Regions from separate parts of the Homo sapiens genome. Here regions 1 and 2 are each linked to region 3. The links are chromatin contacts, found by Hi-C or POLR2A ChIA-PET in ENCODE. All regions are on one chromosome and are shown on one strand. Each heading gives the region's core, a stretch centred on a gene start or an enhancer-like site at or near the end of the contact. The rest is flanking DNA. Distances are from core to core; before and after follow the strand shown.

The links. Hi-C counts contacts between places; a loop is a spot of excess contacts on that map. ChIA-PET counts read pairs that join two places held with the same protein, here RNA polymerase II (POLR2A). Pooled maps may share reads with other maps.
Region 1: a loop to region 3 is called in a map of IMR-90, with 3 times the contacts of the local background. The contact joins the enhancer-like site here to the promoter of SEMA6D in region 3. A Hi-C loop is called at or near these places in 4 of 168 maps with a recorded cell type or tissue (IMR-90, MCF 10A, endothelial cell of umbilical vein and 1 more) and 3 of 50 pooled maps. POLR2A ChIA-PET finds 5 or more read pairs at or near these places in 1 of 52 experiments (Panc1).
Region 2: a map of ascending aorta shows a loop between it and region 3 (5-fold over the local background). The contact joins the promoter of MYEF2 here to the promoter of SEMA6D in region 3. A Hi-C loop is called at or near these places in 3 of 168 maps with a recorded cell type or tissue (ascending aorta, endothelial cell of umbilical vein and posterior cingulate gyrus) and 9 of 50 pooled maps. POLR2A ChIA-PET finds 5 or more read pairs at or near these places in 3 of 52 experiments (A673 and WTC11).

What each region holds. Positions count from the first base shown.
Region 1 is chr15:47,383,072-47,386,684 of GRCh38, forward strand. It overlaps a transcript of SEMA6D not described here. Among named protein-coding and RNA genes, the nearest start is that of SEMA6D, 330 kb to the right of the region's middle. Within about 2 kb of position 1,405, at least 5 of the 41 ENCODE cell types and tissues checked have a DNase peak (open chromatin) inside an H3K27ac peak, as active enhancers do; they include endothelial cell of umbilical vein and mammary epithelial cell, where a contact is called at or near this core.
Region 2 is chr15:48,176,584-48,180,194 of GRCh38, forward strand. It overlaps MYEF2 (myelin expression factor 2), which reads right to left and starts at 1,712. Exons shown (of 17, transcript NM_016132.5): 1 at 1,494-1,712. The coding sequence starts at 1,654. It also overlaps a transcript of CTXN2 not described here. RefSeq lists silencers at 1,054-1,223, 1,254-1,683, 1,854-1,953 and an enhancer at 1,656-2,307.
Region 3 is chr15:47,715,465-47,718,813 of GRCh38, forward strand. It overlaps SEMA6D (semaphorin 6D), which reads left to right and starts at 2,041. Exons shown (of 19, transcript NM_001358351.3): 1 at 2,041-2,228. RefSeq lists a silencer at 1,868-2,162.

The DNA of each region.
Region 1 (3,613 bases), core at 155-2,654, 330 kb before region 3:
TGTCCCTCAAAATGATCCAGGGAACTTCCCTTTGTGCCTGTCCTGATGAGGACAATATCTCAGCCATCTGGCACTTACAGCTTTGATGCAACTAAGTGGTTCTAAGCTGATCCTCTATTTCCAAGGACATAGTAGATTGTGATTCCCTATGGTCGAGGAGGTATGATCCTGGTTTCTTCATGCCTCAGCTCGTCTGGGAAGAGTTGTGGGCAAAGGTTTCTAGCAGAGCTTCTGATTCATCTTGATAATTCATTAACTCAGATGGCACATATGGAAAGTACAGGAGGATGTGAGACGATAGTGCCTCCCATGACGAGGGAAGATGGGCACAAGCACTATGATTGGTCTCTAACTCCTATGCCCTGGCTCATAGTTGATTTTGAAACCGGCCAGTGCTGGCCTTCCTCAAGGGGTCATACTCTTTCACTTTGAGATCAGGCTTCTGGTATTTCCACATGTGGCACTGCCAGGGGCCTGGTACAACACAGTAGTAGTAGTAGTAATAATAATTTATTGATTGTTTTCTATGGGTCAGGCAATGAGCTATATGCTTTACCAGTTTTAACTCATAAGGCATAAGGACCCTGAGTTAAATATTAAAATCACCCCATTTTGTAAGATAATAAAAATTGAAGCTTTGAGGTTAGCTAATGCCCAGATTGAAGCTAGAGAGGTCAGCTAGTGGCCCAGATTGACATATCAAGGAATAAGACTGGCACTCAGACTCTGCTATGTCTGATTCCAGATGCAGGTCTCTAGCATGCTGAGAAATTTTAGCACACATTCAATTTCTCATAACAATTGTTCATTGTTCTCAAAAGCATCTCTGTATATCTCATGACCCAAATTCAAGCTCCTGCTTCCACAAAGCACATGCACATATATACAGATTCACACACATAGAGTGTTTTTCCACGATCTCATTTACAATGGGCTCCGTTATTGCTTATACCCAGTTTAATTTTTGGCTGGGCCTTTAAATACTTTTTAAATGTTAAGAATTCCAGGGACCTTCACAAAGACCAAAGTAGCAGGGTTTAAGTTTTCCCACAAATCAGAATAGGCAACTGCCAGCTTTCACACGAGGTCCTCCCAACCCAGTGACAACAGTTGTATTAAAGGAATAGAAAAGCCCAAACATTGTATGCATGTTTAGTAGTGCATAAGAGCTACTTTAAAACAGATTTGGAAAAAAAGGGCAAATTCAAAATATTTGCTGCATTTCTAGCGCCTATTCACTAGGCAGTCTCATGTTGTTTTGAGCTCAGAAGCTTGGTTCTTTCCCCACTTCACCTTTCTCTTTTCCCTGAAACATCTTTATCTGCTTCCCACTCTTCCATCTGTCAGAAGTTCCTGTTTGCCTTTGAAAGGATTTCTCGGCAAGCTGACCTCTGTGGATTTCATCAGCCCTGCATGCTTGCACATGCTGTGACTCATTTTCACTAATCTGTGCAATGAGCAGTGAGCAGGGGCCAGCAGAGGCCCTGCAGCCTGCAAAGGACTAATCAGCTACCAACTGTGGCATATGAGGATGTCTGAGTGGAGAGCTCCAAACGCCTACACGCCTCATGCCCAGAAGCTCCTCCTTCTGTGTCCCCCACCCTTATTTTTTGCTCTTGAATAAGAGGCATGAAAGCAAACATCTCTAGCCCGGAGTAAGGCTCACACTGCCAAAACCATATAGAGGAGTGTGTAGTTATTTTCCCATTTATCTATTTCAGAATTAACATTTGATTACTAAAGTTTTTTTTTTTTTTTTTTTTTTTTTTTTTTTGTAAGAAAAAGAAATATGTTTCCTCTAGTCCTGGCAGATCATTTGTTGTTTTTTCTCACTCCTCCTGCTTCTCTCAAGTGTATTTGCAAAATGAACGAAGGCTGATTTCTAGCAGAGGATATTTCATGGCTTAGTTTCTCATGAAGATGATAAATCAGACTAGGTGACTGAATAATTACATTCATGGAGCTGGACTGTAATTTTTTTTTTTTTTTTTTTTACCATAGAACTCATAAGGCAGCGTTCTGACTCATTATATACAACAGTTTTCATAACTCATGCAAATATTGCATCCAACTTTTGGATAGAGGGGTAGTTTTAGGAATTTTCATCAATACTTAATAACACAATTTACACTACAAACAGAACATTGTAATAAAGAATTCAAGAGCAGATAAGTGCCATTAAGTCAAGTAAGGGGCTTCATAGACCTGGTTTCCATTTACAATACCTTGTCTCAAGACACATGAATATACATGTTGGTATAGTCATAGTAGACATTATGCTCTTTCATTGTACTGTGAAGGCAACATGGTCTTTGCTCTGGGAACTGAGAGTACCGAATTCCATTTTAATTTCCATAACCAAATTGCTATGTGAATTTGTAAAAATTCATTTCTTTTTGTTTTAACAGAGAAAAGCACCACCTGGCCTCTGCTTTCCCTGAGATTATTTTTCATAGCCTGCTTTGACTTTGACAGAGAAATGTATCTGTGTGTTCATACGCATCTGAACTCAAAGCGTACAGGTCCAGAGGTTCTTCCTTGCTTTTTATATCTGCTTACTCCCCCAAGAAAAAGACTCATGTACATTAGAACTACAGCAATAAAGAATTTTTTTTAAAAAAAACAAGAATTATCAAGAATTATATAATAAATTTGGAACTGGGAAATGATAACTGTAACTGAATCCCAAGTCAAGGACATCTGCTCCAACCAGGCATAAAATTTAGCCTTCTGCTTCCAAGGAGTTAAGATAAGAAATAGGATGAGCTACCTAGCACTTATTATGTTAGCAAGGAATTTTGACAGGGGTTGAATAATAATTTGAGCACAGGATTTAGTCTAAAAGCCTAAATTCAAAATAAGTTTTAACACTAACTAGTTGTGCAGCATTGGGCAAGTCATTTAATTTCTCTGGGCTTTAATTTTCTTCTCTGTAAAATAGATTTGATAATGCATACCTCACAGAGTGTTTACAAGAATTAAATATATGTGTAACATATGTAAAACCATAGGACAATGCCTGGGATAGTGTGATATAATATATCAATAAGTTTTGATGCCATTAGGTTCAAGGGGCTCAACATCTGGTAGAAGAGATAAAATATCTACACAGATAACCATAATTTAAGGTAAAATGACTTATATATCCTCAAAGTGGTGAAGATAAGAGGTAACAGGAAAAGCTTCCAACTGGGGGTAGGGACTTGGGGGAATCAATTATTGCACCATGGGGAAGGTCTGAAGGGTGGAATTAAAAGAAAGCTAAGCAGAAGGAGACATCATAAGCTACATTTGCCCAGGGTCTTCACGAAGCAGACACCAATATGACATTAAATGTATGAGCATTCAGTTAGTGGAATGCCTGTGAGCAAAAATGTGGAGTTAGAGGCGGGTGCTGGGAGAAATGTCAGACCTTAATCCAAGACTGGCTTCAGGGAAGGAGAGGGGAAAAGTCCTAGATAGGCGTGCAGTCTAATGAAAGTTCCGCAAGGCCATCGGGGAGTCCTGGAGCCAAGGTTGGCTGTTAGCAGAATCCATATCTCCTAGGCATGGACCTGTCTTAGTATTTTTACCTGCTCAGGCATTGGCTGGCAGTTACCTATGGGAAGTGTGA
Region 2 (3,611 bases), core at 462-2,961, 460 kb after region 3:
ATCAAAACTAATCATACCCAAGTATAGGAGGGCTTCTCTCTGTAATTCAAGGCTGCACTTTTTGTTCAGGAGAAAAGGTGGCATGTATACTCGTGTTTAGATATGAATAGCACATATTTTTAAGTTTATCATTCCACCGGTTTTCATTTCTATTTTTAATGCCAAATTCCAGAAAGCCCACATTTTGGCAAGCATGGTAGAAAGCACTTCATTCCCTTTCTGGTTCCTCAATTACTGAGGTGCACCACTCTTCATCCAGGAATAAACTCCACTAAGTTCCAATCTCTTATACCTGCACCTCTATTCTCCTAGAAGATGCTGCCGATCCTGTTCAAACTCATTTGAGAGCAAGAGTGTCAAAGAGCTGGGGAGAGCTACCCCATCTTTTTTGCCACCAACTTTTACACAGACTGGTCCAGTTCTTACCATACAATTTCAAACATGCTTATACAAAGGTCAGAAAGACCTTTCCCTTGTCTATTTTACTGTGAGCATATATCTATTGCTTTCTGCTCTGAGGCATAACAGAGAAGGAAAAGGATGTTTTCACTTAATTATTAACATACTTTCAACTTCAGGTTTAAGGAGGTAGGCATATGAAAGTAAGCGCTTAACTTCATATCCTCCCACAGGACAGGAACAAAGGAGAGCATAACATTTCCCTAGAACCAGAAATTATTATGGATTGGGGTCAACTAAATTCTTTATAGGCACTGGTGACAGCTGCGACCTTAAAAGTCTTCCTTCATTTGGGAAAAAAAAAATCTTAACCATCTATTATACCAAACTTAAGATAATCATACACTGAGTTAAAAAAAAAAATACTCTCCACAGCTGACGCACATTACCCAGTGGGAAGGGAAGCCACGCACATCGCACATTTCCCTTTTTAAAGTACGTCTAGCCAATTCAAGAGTAACACAAAACATAGAGTCTAACAGCACATTATTAAACTTCCTCTCGGTATAAATCAGTTTAAAAATGAACATACACTTTAGAAAACAACAAAACACTAAACTTGTGAAGCTCAGAAAGAAGCCAGGAATATTCCTTTTAAATATGTTCTCGGTGGTTAAGAGGAAATGTCCGATGATGTCATCCCTAGATACTCCCTAGTGATGAACACTAACTACTGGTCCTTAAAGGGGGACCATTTTCCTGCAAACCGTGGCGGTCGCTGAGCTTTGCTCAAAGATTCTTTAACCAAAGTCAGGGAAGAGGGGTGTTCGCTGTCTCGGGCTAGAAATCAGGGAAGAGCGCTGGTCCCCGGGCCCCCAGCCCCGGCTCCCAGACCACAGGCGGCCAGGCCTGGGGCGGGCGGGGAAGGGCCTGGGAGCGGCCCAGCTGCACCTGCTCCTCAGGAAGCCGATGGCCCGGGGGCGGGCCGGGGTCTGGGGGTGGTTGTCCCCCATCGGGGCACAGCCCGGCCTCTAGCCGCCCGGTAGACTCCCCGCCCCCCACCTCGCCCCGGTTCCCGGAGGAAAAGACAATACATTTTAACGCCATTGGAGCTGCTGCTGTGCTGCGGCTGCTGCTTCTCCGCCTCCGCGGGGTGCGGCTCTCGCCGCGGCTCGCCCGGCGGCTCTGCGGGCTGCAGGTGCGGGCTGTCGCCACCAGTGGCCCCGGGCACCTCGGCCTTGTTGGCGTCCGCCATCCCGCCGCCGCTGCCTCCGCCTCGGCCGCCTGAGCTGAGGGGCTCCGAGCGCGACAATGGCGGCTGCCGGGGAAGCGGTAACGGATCCCGATTTGAAAAGGCCCCGAGCGCTCAGTAACCCGGATCTCGCGAGAACCGGTCGAGACTGGGTGACTGGGAGATGGTGTGTGCCGGGTGCGGGGGGTGGGAGTGCGGGGGGAGGGGAGCCATGGGAGCTGGGGTCAGGGCCGCTGTTGCTGCAGTCGGCCCTACACCTGCCTGGGAGGGCTGGACCAGTCCTGAAAGCCCCCGGTGGTGGTGCCATGTCTGCCCACCAGCCCGCCTGTCGCTTGGCACCAGTGGAGTCTTCGCTTGCAAAGCGGGATTAGACATCAAAGCCCTAACACCCAGACTGTTCAATTCATTCCAGGTAGGGGCAGTTAAAGAACACACCACTTTGCATCTTTAAAGACTTCTTGCAAGTCCTCAGACTGCCTTTAGAAATCCTTTGAATTAAGCAAATATAAGTCTCTTGCCATTTCAATGCCTAGGCACCCTTCGGACATTCCATAAATAGTTATTGATGACTGATTGCAATTCACCAAAAGGAATGACTTTGAATTTCTTTGAGAATTATTTGTTCTTAGGGGGTGAGGATTTCCCAGGAACTCAACTATCAGCTTAGTAAGAGAAGACTGCAGTTTTTCTCTGGACATCAATCAATATGGGGAATCCATAATTATAAAATATCGTCTACTAGATGGGCTAATAATGGACATTTGAGGTTTTGACTGTGTGTTTATTGTATACTGATGGAAATTCTAGTGAAGTAGTTAGTTATACGCTCTCAAATTTAATTGCCATATGGAGTTTTAAAATACAGTCGTAGATTTTTCCCCCTAAGTATGAAAAGGAAACCGTTAAATTTAATCAACTCCTAATTCTCGAGTACTATAATCTTTCACATTGACATAACCTTTTTCAGCTGAAAAGTTTAAATGCCTTCCCAAATTTTTTTTCCATGAAGAAGCAAACACGTACAGTTTAGTCACTTTGCAGAATATCATACACACATCAGTGGTAAAGTTATAGTTAGAAAGTAATACTCAAATAACATAATTTCATCTTCGGCTTTTCAATGTGTAGTTTCCTACCCTCTACCGAAAAATACCAAGTTCAGCTACTTCATCACACACACACATACACACACACACATACACAAACACACACACACATAATCAGAACATTTTAATGATAAGAATGCTATTGTAGTTGCTGTATAAATTGTTTCTCATTCAACTCTGAGACATAAGATTTATAATCGCAGAAAGGGCATTCAATTGTGACAGACAAAATCTGGGTTAGAACCCCAGCTCTGCCTCTTTTTGCCCATAACTCCCTGGGCAAGTCACCTCATTTCTCAATCTCTCTACAATAAATAGGGATAGCAATACCGACCTTACAGGATTGAGGTGAGGATTAAAAGAAAGCACTTTATGTAGGAAAAAGTGCTATATGAACATAATGTAATATTACAATTCTCTATCTCCCTAAGCTCAGCAGGGTTTTAGTCAAAGACAAGCCAAGTGATTTTTCCCACAGCACTAAATTATAAGTACTTTCAAAATAGTCATCATTCTGTTATTCTTTTGCTATTGTTGAATTCAGTATGAAAATTGAACCCCACCATCACCAGTACAATATATTCTTGCAAAAATCCTTTAATCAACTCAATGCAAGATTTTTTTAAGAGGCCTTTATGCTTCAAACAGAGTAGTAGGTACATGAGGAATACAAAAATGAGTACAGCCCTGTTGGGAGAGGGCTAATGTAAAAAGTACTATTTAAGTGCTATAATACAAATAAAAGCAAAGTATAATTAAAAAATTATTTACAAAAACAGGAGACTGGCCCACATGCCTTAGTTTGCCAATTAAAATATTCCATTAAAATATTTATCTTGATTACTGAGTTTTAA
Region 3 (3,349 bases), core at 791-3,290:
AATATTTTGGTCTTGACCAAAAGGTAAAGGATACCATTCGTACCATGCCACAGTGAAGAGCCTACTTCCTACCTCTCATCCCCAGCAAGCCAAATATAGGGATCGACTCCGAAGTCTTCACTGATAATGTAGACTGAAAACACGGCTAATCCATGGCTTGAAACGACCTACCAGCATATCCTTCTGCAATCTAAAAGTTTATTTTTTCCTGGATTTAGGAACTCAGTCTAGGGCAAATTGCACTCTTCAGGTGGCACTCTGGAAAGCTGACGATTGTGGAATTTTAGCAAGGAATTTAGGAATCTCCAGAATTTAATTTTTTTTCCCTCTTTGCTGCTACTGCAGATGCAGGACAACTCAAGAGCTTTCTGTCTCCAGGTGGGTGGCGATTTGACTCCTCATCAAGCCAATGGCCACCCCCTTGCAATCTTTATGCAATGCACAGTATCCTCTGCCTGCAACGGGGGCTTGCTCCCTTGATGGAGAAAATACAGAATAACTGGACGCCAGGAAACAGGCACAGCTTTCTGGGTCAGAAGTTGGCTGGGGAAGGGCCCTGACTGCCAAGTAACTTGCAATGATGTCAGAGCCCAGCACAACCAGAAAACACCAACTAGCCGGCCAACAAAAGACCTAATAACAACAGGAAAAAAATCACAGAGCTGTGTTGCCAAAGCTGTTCTTTCCGCCCCCTACTCTTTTCTTCTAATTGGAAGAACAGCAGGAAAGAGTCTATATTTTAAAAGACTCCTCATCCTTCTCTCCCCTTCTTTCCTTGGGTTACACAGTGTTAACTAGGGAGGAAATAGTTCTCCGGATGAGTCCTGCAGCAGTTGCTTGGGGTGTCTTTTTTGAGTTCCTTTTCAAGGCTGTCCTTGGAAGTTTCAGAAACAACGAGGACCAGGGTATTTTTCCTAAATGTAAACATGTAACTGTGTTTGGGAGAAAGCAGGAACCATTGAGGAAAGGAAGTCCTTTCTGCGCCCCTCTCTTCTCTCTTTCACGGTAATTAACCATACTCAAATGAAAATTAAGTTTGGCGGAAAAAGCTCTCTTCTTTTTCTTTAAACAGGGGCATCATGGTTCATTCTAGCCATTTAGAGCCCTCAGTGATCCATAATTCAACTGGAAATTAATAAAACACAGCCCGTTCTTGGAAATGAAGTTTGAATTAAAATCCTCTTGTTTTGGAATATGTGACTTTTTTTTTCCTTTCATTTGTGACAGTCAATTTTAAATGATGTCACTTCAAGGACATTTTCATTTCTCCCACAACATATTACATGAAACACTTGCCTGTAAAACCGGGTCATTAGCCTGCAAAATTATACTGTACAGAATGGCTTTCATTCAAAGTAGAAATGGGATTTTTAGTAGGCAATTTCTGTATTTTATAAAGATAAAGCAATGTTTGATTGCTTTCTTCCCAGCTGTTTTGCTTAGTGGTTATAAAGAGAAATGGGGGGCGGGGGGGTAATGTGGGGGCGGGTTTGTAAAGATGTGCTTAAAAAATAAATCTTACACTGGAAAACTAAGGCAGAACTTCACGGAACAACTGCGCCCGCAGCTCTCCTGGGCTGCAGTGATTTGTCCTCTGGGTTCTGGAGGAAAGCTCTGAAAGAAGTGAGCGAGAGGGAAAGAGGGAGGGAATCGAAAAGGTTGCTTCGCAGGCTGCAGCACCCACTGCGAGCTGGATGACTGAGGCACTGGGAGTTGCTAGAAGGAGCAGCTACTCAGAGGTGGGGAGAGGGAGGGTGCGCAGCAGAGCGCCGGAGAGGAGGGACGCGGAGGCCACCGAGGGGTCAGCAGGGCCGCGGCGCCAGGGTGGGGGCCTCCAGGCGGCGCTGGCCACGGTTCACCCGCGAGGGCGAGCGCGCCCGGCCGGCCGCGCCTCCTGCCGTCCGTGCCCGGGGGTGGGACCCGCGCCGGGAGCTGCCGAGTGCGTGGAGGGAGCCAGGCTCCGGCTCGCCTGATGGATTGACTTGGAGATGGATCGAATTACACCATTTGCCGTGCATCGGTTTGTTTTGCTCCTGCTCTGTCCCGCTGCTGCTGCTGCTGCTGCAAGGGGTGGTGGCGAGTTTCAGGATTCTATCAAGGAAGCCAAGACCTAAGGAGACAGAGGGATATCTATTTTTACAATATTTTTCTTTATTTTCTTTCTTCCTTGCGCGTGGCAAGCTTTTTTTTTTCTTTTTCTTTTTTCTTACCAGCCTCCCCCCAATGAGGTAAGACCGTTTTCAACAATTTGCTAATGCTCTTGTGGCGCCCGGTGGGGGTCGGAACCTGAGATCCCGAATCGCTGTGTGTGTGTGTGTGTGTGTGTGTGTGCGCGCGGTGGGGGTCGGAACCTGAGATCCCGAATCGCTGTGTGTGTGTGTGTGTGTGTGTGTGTGTGTGTGTGTGTGTGTGTGTTGCCACTGGACAGTTGATTTATTTTCCAAGCTGCTCTCTCTGCCTGCCGTGCAAGGGACGCGCAAAGGGCTAGAGAGGTTTGGCGGACGCGTCAAAACTGGCAAAGCTGGCGGCTTAGGGGGAGGGGCAAGTGGACTTGGAGGCCCTCCTCCACTGTGCACCCCCTTGGAAAAAAAGCGGAGGGGGCATCAAGTAAAAGTTTCTTGCCAGGCAGAGCCAGCTCGGCGTCCCCCGCACATAGCTGGGGTTAGCAGGGGTTGCTTCTCTGCCGGGCACAGCGTCTCCAGGAGCCAGCCGGGGAGAGCTGAGCCAAGGCCGAAGGAGCCGCCTGCGGGCTTAGCCGCCCCCTCCCGCCCGTTGGCCCCAGAGCGGACGCTGGGACGCCCGGGGTCTGGCAGCTCTGCGCCCGGCTAGGAGCGGGCGGGCGAGCATTAGCCTGCGTCCTGGAGAAGGGGCGCAGCGCCGCAGTTGAGGCCGGAGCAGCCCCTCGCGGGCGTAGGATACCTGTCAGTGAGCGCCCGGATTGCACGGCCCCCGGGTAGTGCCTGCCGGCGAGGGGCGGGAGCTCGGGTGACTTGGCCATCCCCATCCCCGGCCCAGGCCCGGAGGGCGGCCGCTTCCCACCGTCCCTCTCCCCTTACTGGCAGAGCGCGCTGCGGGCGGACTCCCGGGCCCGGAGCAGCCCACCGGCCACCCCACCGCCCACCCGGCTCCCGGTGTCTCCTCCCGGCCGCTCTACCCAGCAACTTTCCGTGCTTTGTTCCCCGACTGGAAATGCTTTACGGAAGCGTCTTGGACAGGGTCTCCGCCAGGCGACAAGAGCTCGGTGCTGAGATGTGTTACGTTCTCATCTCCCCATCAATTATGGATGGAAACAAATAAGGAAGAGTCAATTTTGCTGAGCCCCTTCTCCGGCAACGAGAGGCGTTCTGCA